3 separate regions of the Homo sapiens genome follow, and all the other regions are linked to region 3. The links are chromatin loops, found by intact Hi-C in ENCODE. Cell type or tissue: IMR-90. All regions are shown on one strand.

Region 1 (2,500 bases), 170 kb before region 3:
TGACCATCCCACCCATGCTTGGAATTACTCCTCCTCCCCCCTTGTAAGGGACTTTGCTCTGCTTGTCATTCCCTCTTTCTTATATGAAATGGTGAAGAGAGCAGGTTCGAAGTGGAATGGCTTGGGTTCCCATCTTAGTTCTACTTCTCTCTAGCTATTACATGAATAAATTTTCTCTCTGGGCCTTGGTTTCCCTATCTGTAAAATGGCATCTACTTTGTAAGGTTGTTGAGAGGATCAAATGAGCTATTCCTGTAAAACAGAGTTGAATCTCTGGCCCATAGAAGGTGTTCAGTAGGTGCCAGTATTTATCTTTCACCTCTCGTCAGTGGGCCCTTTAATCTCTGCCTCTAATCATGCTCAAATCACATCTGTCTATGGAAATAAAAATCCCTCTCTGGATTATCTCCTCTACCATTTGTTCTTCCTCTCCACTTCTCTTATGGGCTCTTTCGTTCCACTTCTCTTCATAACCAAAACTCTTGAAAGAATGGTCCATGCAGATGGAAGCTGTAACCTGAGTTTCAAGAAAGCCTGGAGCATGATTGGAGAGCACAGGGATAGTGGAAAGTGGGTAGCCCAGGTCCAAGTCACGGGCAAGCTGAGGTGTTGGACTTTATCCAGAAGGCCGTGCCGAGCTGTTGACTTCTGGCAAAGAAGTGGTGCAGTCAGAACTGTTCTTTAAGAATATTAACCTGGTAGCGATGTGTAGGTAAGAGCTCTTAGAAAATTGTTGCACTGGGAAAGGTGAACTTACGAGCTATAAAGGGGTGAAATACATAAAATCAACACTAATCGAACTGAGAGTCCTTGGCGAGGGATGAGGTATGGGAAAAGAGACAGAAGAAATCATGATGAGTGTGAGGTTTCCAGCCTGGTGGCTGCCTTCATTCAGACAGGGGAGTGAGAGGGAGGAGGAGAAGCTAGTTTGGGGATGGAAATGATGAGCTCAGACTGGGACTTGCTGGGTTTGAAGAATGACACCAGACACCAGGTGTCACTATACTCCCAGTCTGAAAATTGCAAAGCAGCCACTGCGCTACCAATCTTTTTTTTTTTCTTTTCTTTTTTTTTTTTTTTTTTGACAGAGTCTCGCTCTGTCTCCCAGGCTGGAGTGCAGTGGTGCGATCTCGGCTCACTGCAACCTCCGCCTCCTGGGTTCAAGCGATTCTTCTGCCTCACCCTCCCAAGTAGCTGGGATTATGTGCGTGCCACCACGTCCAGCTAATTTTTGTATTTTAATAAGGACAGGGTTTCACCAGGTTGGCCAGGCTGGTCTCGAACTCCTGAACTCAGGTGATCCACCCACCTCAGCCTCCCAAAGTGCTGGGATCACAGGTGTGAGCCACTGTGCCTGGCCTATCAAAGAATCTTAAAAGGCTGTGCAGATGGCAATCTCTAGGCAAGGCTCCTGTCCTGACTTCCTCTCATCTGCAGGGCTGGCACAGAAACTCCACATGAATTAGAGACTCTAGGTGTGTTAGAAATCCCACAGTGCTGATGGCTCCCTAGGAGCTCAATGCCCTGAAGGACTACTTCTTCAGGCCTTTAAGGATTTTGACCTTGGGGAAATAAGGTCTTAAGCCAAGAGTCACAAACTCATATGCCTTCTGGTAGTTATCGTAGGTAATATTATCAGGAGAGGGGAAGTCTGTGCAAACTAGAGTGCATGCCCAACCTAAAGACATTCAAATTCACAAATTAAAAACAAAGAGATCACTGTGCTGGCCTAACTAAATACATCTGCATCCAACCACTTTGCAATTTATGCCAAACTACTCACTCAAGGAATATGTTGACATCAAAGCCTTGAATGCTTAGGAGATGTAAAAGGAAGGGGGAGATATTAGAAAGAGGATAAATTGAGCCTTGACCAATTAACTCTCCTGAAGACAGTTTGTTTCTCTCCCTGTTTGTGTCCCAAATGCCCTAGAGCTAGGACACTGTGCTGGAGGCTCAGGGAGGCCATGGTCCTGCTGTGTCCTGCAGGAACCAGAAAACATTGGAGCATATTATCTGACTCAGTAATCCCCAAACTTTAGGCATTTGTGAAGGTCCTCACCCTCACCATGTTTGCCTTATCATCTGGACTGACTTTTCTATAAATAGAGCCTAAATCAATTCCCCTTTATATTTGTATGCATCCTAAATGTGTGAGTTTGAGTTACGTTTTTCTTAACACCCTTTAAAATGAAAAACATAGTCATTAAAATTAAAAGTGAATATCTGGACACCACCTAAAATAGTCTCAAGTACCCCCAGAAGTATGCATGTCATATGCTGGAAAGCACTGGTTCAAGTCCCTCACTTCACAGATGGAAAGGTTAAGGGAACCTGAATATAGTTTGGTGTTCGAAAGCACTGGCTCTGAATAAATAAGCCCTCGGTTCCAATCCAGACTCTGTGGCTTTGTCTAACTGCTTACACTTTCCGAGTTTCTGTTTTCTCATCTCTAACATAGGGGAAACTGCACCTGTCTCCCAGCAATGCTTGGAGAATT
Region 2 (2,500 bases), 72 kb after region 3:
ACACAGCGAGACTCTGTCTCAAATAAAAGAAAAAAAACAGGCAAGGTGCAGTTCCTCATATTAGCACATGCTCACAAAAAAATAACTATAGTCTTCAGATGACAGGAAAGTATTGAAGTTTCAAATAATGTGTAATTCAGGTTTCTGGAACTGATAAACTGCTCAGAAAAGAACAGTTTGTCTTCTTATTATAGGTAAGATCTTCCATCACTCAAACATAGTCAATGATCTGCTAAGGGCAAATTCTTAGGAATACCCCTGCTTTATACGCTAGTCATATTAATGTCAGACTTTTTGTATAGACGTATTTTAATAGCTTATGGGAACTACAATGAGGTTCTTCATTAGTTTAAATTCTTAGCCTTTGGGAAGGCACAGATCCTTATGAGATCCTAATGAAAGTTTTGGAGACTATCCCTAGAATAATCCACATATGAACATACATTAAATCCTGCATTTTGTTTCAAGGAGTTCATGAACCCTTAATACACATTTATAAATCACAAGAATACCTATTCTATAGGAATGCTACTTTTCAGATGGAAAAGGCAGCAGTTCTGACTTTGTACTGAGAGAGCAGGCATTTCAAACTGGTTTTTGTTTGTTTGTTTGTCTGTTTATTTTTGGTGGGACTGATGGATGAATTTTCACTGATTCATCCATTCTCTCATCTAGGTCTTCTTTTTATCAATGTCATATTGTCTATGACCATGTAATAGAACAAAGCTAAAAGAGTATCTGGAAATTAAATTTATCAAATTTACCCTCATTAAAACTATGCTCCAAAAAACGAGCTACCTATTCACAATTGGAGATACAGTACAAATGTAACATTGGTGTTTATTTACAACCCATACCCCATTATCGCCTAGTCATATCTGGTGCCAACAAACTAAATCCAGAGATAAGAATGCTGCAAAAGTTTTCTTGTACCCAGTGTATACAGATATCAGTATGAGTACAATGATGACTAATCTACCTAAGAGATCTCCATACGGAAATGACTCCCATATCTGAATAGTACCAAATCCTCAGACTTGAACTTCTTTCAATAATGACATAAACCTCTCATAGAATCACAAGTGTATGAGGCCATCTGGTGGATAAAATACGAAACACACAAATTCTTAGCTAGTTGAAAGCAGAGTTCAGGTCTCCTCATGACCAGGTCAATATACTGTTTACTAAACCATGCAGCCTCCTCAGAGATTAAGGGTGTGATTCTATTGCTATAACACACCTGAAATGGACCCTATTATTTTAAATATTCCTTCAAAACAAAAAAAGTTCACAGCCACAAAAATCTGGCTGACCTGAACTCTGCCTTCAACTAGCTTAAAATTTGTGTTCCTGTATTTTATCCACCAGAATAAAATGGCACCAAGAAAGTGTCCCAGATTTTCAAAATAACCATCAGATGTAACTGGTCTGGAGAGCTATATCCCTTGTTATGACAGGAACCACACATTAGTCATCTCTGCAACGTCCTCATAACCAAAGACATTCCTGACAAACAGCACGTGCTCAGAAATTATAACCTGAATTAAAACAAATCATATGACACAACCCTTACTGCCCTCCAAATAAATTTACACAGCCTTAAATTCTGCTCAGGTACCTTTAGTGGGTGCAGGTTGTAAACTGATAATTGGTTGCTGCTTTGCCAATGGCATAAGCGTTGGTACTGTCTGAATAATGATGGTTTTTGCTGGAACACTGGAGTTTGTTTGAGTCTTGGGTGCTGCTGGAAGCAATAAAGGCTTGGGCTGAATTGAAGGTTTTGAATTCACCTGAATTTTTTTCTTTGGAGTCAGTCCATTTTCTGGAGAAAAACCAGACAAACCACAAGTCAATGTGAAAGCAATTACGCAAGCCCTAAAAAACAGATTCTATCACACACCTTTCTCTACACATTATCTTAACTTCGATTAACAATCTTTAACTGGAGTTTAAGCATAGCTACAGTACATATACCTGAATGAACTGAAGAAAAGTACTTAAACTGTTACCTCCTTTTCTAACCAAGCTGCAGTTTTGGGAATGGGACACACTAACTGGTAAAGGAGAATTGCTAAAATCACGGGATAACACCCAGAGATTAATGAGGTAACAAATGTCATAGCTCCATTCAGTTATCTTTAACTGAAACTTTGAAATCTCTCCTGAAGATGGTGGGGTCTGAGTCTATTTTAAAGTATCTTTCACCTGTAAAGACAGAGACAACCAAAGATTATTTCTCCCCTTTCCTCTCCACGGTAATCACTCACAACAAACAATATAGGTCCACCAATTAAAAAACAGCAAGCCAGCCTAATAAACATAAATTTAATCCAGCATTTTCTTTTAAGAAATGGAACCTAAGCTCAATCTGAAATAGAAATAACAGAAGTTAGGAGATAGAGTAATACCAGTCTTGTTCCTAGGACCAGTGACAGGCTTATCTTCCTTCAGTGGCTCCGCTGAAGAGAGACTATTAGAGTTTTCACCATATAAGGAAAGG
Region 3 (2,500 bases):
TCTGGAATCTTCTTCTGAATTTCCAATGTAGTATCAATTATAATAATTTCTGCCAATAAAATTAAGAACCTAAGTGGGAGAAAAAGTCTACATCCTTCTGCACAAGAAATGATGCCACTCACCTTTTTAATGAAACTGTTAGAATATTTTATATTGAAAGATGAAAGAAGACCAAGCATGAGGTAATTTATTATTTCATTTTCATTTCAGCAAGAGCAAAAAGAACAATCCAGGTATTAAAGAACAAAATTCCTGTCCCATAACATAGTTTACAGTCATCAAGATAAAATTAACTTCCTTTTCCCTACTATTGAAACAAAACAAAAAAAATAAAAAGGATGTTATCTTAATTACTATTATCTAATTCAGTTCATTTGTCTTTACTCTTCCTTGATATAAAACACCAAAATGTGATAAATCAGTAATTTGAAAATGAAAAATCGAAACAGAATGTTAGACATACTCCTAATAGTAATTGTGTGAGAGCCAGTCCTAACAGTCTTCCTGAATGAACATCAAGGGACTAGGGAGGAGTGGAAATCAATAATTTTCTAACAGCACTTTTATAGCAAACTAATGAGAAATCACTTTTTACAAATGCAAAAAAATGCAATGCATATATATTTTTTAAACCGCCATTCACTGTCTTTTATAAAAATACAGTCTGTTTAAAGCTAGGATTGGTTGGGCGCGGTGGCTCATGCCTGTAATTCCAGCACTCTGGGAGGCCGAGGCGGGTGGATCACAAGGTCAGGAGATGGAGACCATCCTGGCCAACATGGTGAAACCCCGTCTCTACTAAAAACACAAAAATTAGCCAGGCATGGTGGCATGCGGCTATAGTCCCAGCTATTCAGGAGGCTGAGGCAAGAGAATCACTTGAACCTGGGAGGTGGAGGTTGTAGTAAGCCAAGATGGCACCACTGCACTCCAGCCTGGGCAACAGAGAGAGAATCCATCTCAAAAGAAAAAAAAAAAAGCTAGGATTGTCTTCTCTATAAAAAATACTTGTTCTCTTCCCTTAGAAAAACATTACTAACCATGACTTCAATCCATGGCTTGACAAGTGTTACTTCTAATATCTGTTATACTGTTTTGATCAAATAATACAGTAATTATCCTGAACCTCAGAAAAACTGTCTATTTGAGTGTTAAAAACATTCTCCTACAGTAACTTCCATAAAATATACTTCAACACAATCATTTTAACACCCAGCAGGTTTCTTCTTCATAGTACTGAATCTTCTTAAAAGTTTACTTTTTTTCTCCTACTTTGAACATAATTGTGTCAATAGTAAGGGAAATACTTTGTTTTCATAGACCAGTACAGTTGGAGCCTTGCAGGAAACATTGTTCTCAGCTGCCCCCTTGCTGCTGAAAAGAAACTTTGAGGCTGGTCCTGTACAGAAACATACCAGTTATGTCTGATAGAGTAAGGTGAACACAGGGAATTTTGTGAAAAGGCAGTGATCATGAGACGCTATGGCTAAAGTGTTCCAAATCTCTTAGCATGTTTGATTAATAACTGAAAATATATAAGATGTTTGATCTCCCTAGTTTTCAAGTATCAAAGTTCTCTGGTCCTAAAAACCTGAGCTGCTAGATATTTATACCTTAGGAAAAGAATTAACTAGTTAACTGAGAATTTCAGTGACAGTGAGTGGTAATAATCAGAGAATGAATTTGCTCATTCTATTGTTAGTATAGACACTCATCCCTCTGTATATGTGGAGGACTGGTTACAGAGCCGCCTGTATAACTCCAAATCTGTACATACTCAAGTCCCACAGTTAGCTCTGTGGAATCTACATGTGTGAAAAGTTGGCCCTGCATATAAGTGGGTTTGGCATCCTGCTAAGGTTGAGAAAAATCCACATATAAATGGACCTGCTTCATTCAAACTTGTGTTGTTCAAGGGTCAACTGTACTTACTTCTAACCATACCCAGTGTATTCTTAAAAAAAAAAAAGAAAGCCAGCTACTCAGTATCACTTGAGCCCAGGGGTTTGAGTCCAGCCTGGGCAACACAGTGAGGTCCCTTCTCTTGTTTAAAAACAGAGAGAAAGAAAGAAAAAACAGCTTGGGATAGAAACCACCACTGAGGAATTCTAATTCATTCATGTGCTCCTGGGTTAACCTACAGCACTCTAACAGAGATATTCACATGGCAATTCTATGAAGAAAATATTTTCATTTTATAGAAAAAGTAGATGAAATATAAACAGCTATGCATTTTTTCCATTTAGCCTAACATTCATAACATTCAAAAGTGCTAGTATAAACATTTACTTTTACATAAGCTAACTGATTATCTAACACATTCTTCACCAACCAAATGTTTAATTAAGAAGAGATAAAAGAGGAATAGAGATTCTTAGGAACATAGATCCAAACATTCCACAATTAATAATCAGCCCATGATCCATCTCAAACCTACATTTCAGAAGTCTGTTTCTCAATAACCAAATGGGAATTGGTTTAAAAGCCTAAATAGGAAAAG

Evidence for each region. Hi-C counts contacts between places; a loop is a spot of excess contacts. Peaks named below come from ENCODE experiments on the same cell type or tissue, not always from the same donor. Only the 100,000 strongest peaks of a DNase experiment are listed, where the experiment ranks them.
Region 1: it touches region 3 in a loop (7-fold over the local background); 58 of 110 quality-filtered maps call a loop at or near these places.
Region 2: a loop joins it to region 3, with 2.2 times the contacts of the local background. A loop is called at or near these places in 11 of 110 quality-filtered maps.

Annotation. Positions count from the first base shown.
Region 1 is chr1:162,035,620-162,038,119 of GRCh38, reverse strand. No RefSeq gene overlaps it. Among named protein-coding and RNA genes, the nearest start is that of OLFML2B, 13 kb to the right of the region's middle. In IMR-90, a CTCF peak has its summit at 988 (motif pointing right); a DNase peak (open chromatin) is centred at 969.
Region 2 is chr1:161,791,446-161,793,945 of GRCh38, reverse strand. It overlaps ATF6 (activating transcription factor 6), which reads right to left. Exons shown (of 16, transcript NM_007348.4): 5 at 2,409-2,500; 6 at 1,619-1,822. Among named protein-coding and RNA genes, the nearest start is that of ATF6, 26 kb to the right of the region's middle. In IMR-90, a CTCF peak has its summit at 1,084 (motif pointing left); a DNase peak (open chromatin) is centred at 1,025.
Region 3 is chr1:161,863,640-161,866,139 of GRCh38, reverse strand. All of the region lies in intron 14 of ATF6 (activating transcription factor 6), which reads right to left. Among named protein-coding and RNA genes, the nearest start is that of ATF6, 99 kb to the right of the region's middle. In IMR-90, a CTCF peak has its summit at 1,374; no DNase peak of the experiment used is centred here; H3K27ac peaks cover 410 bases.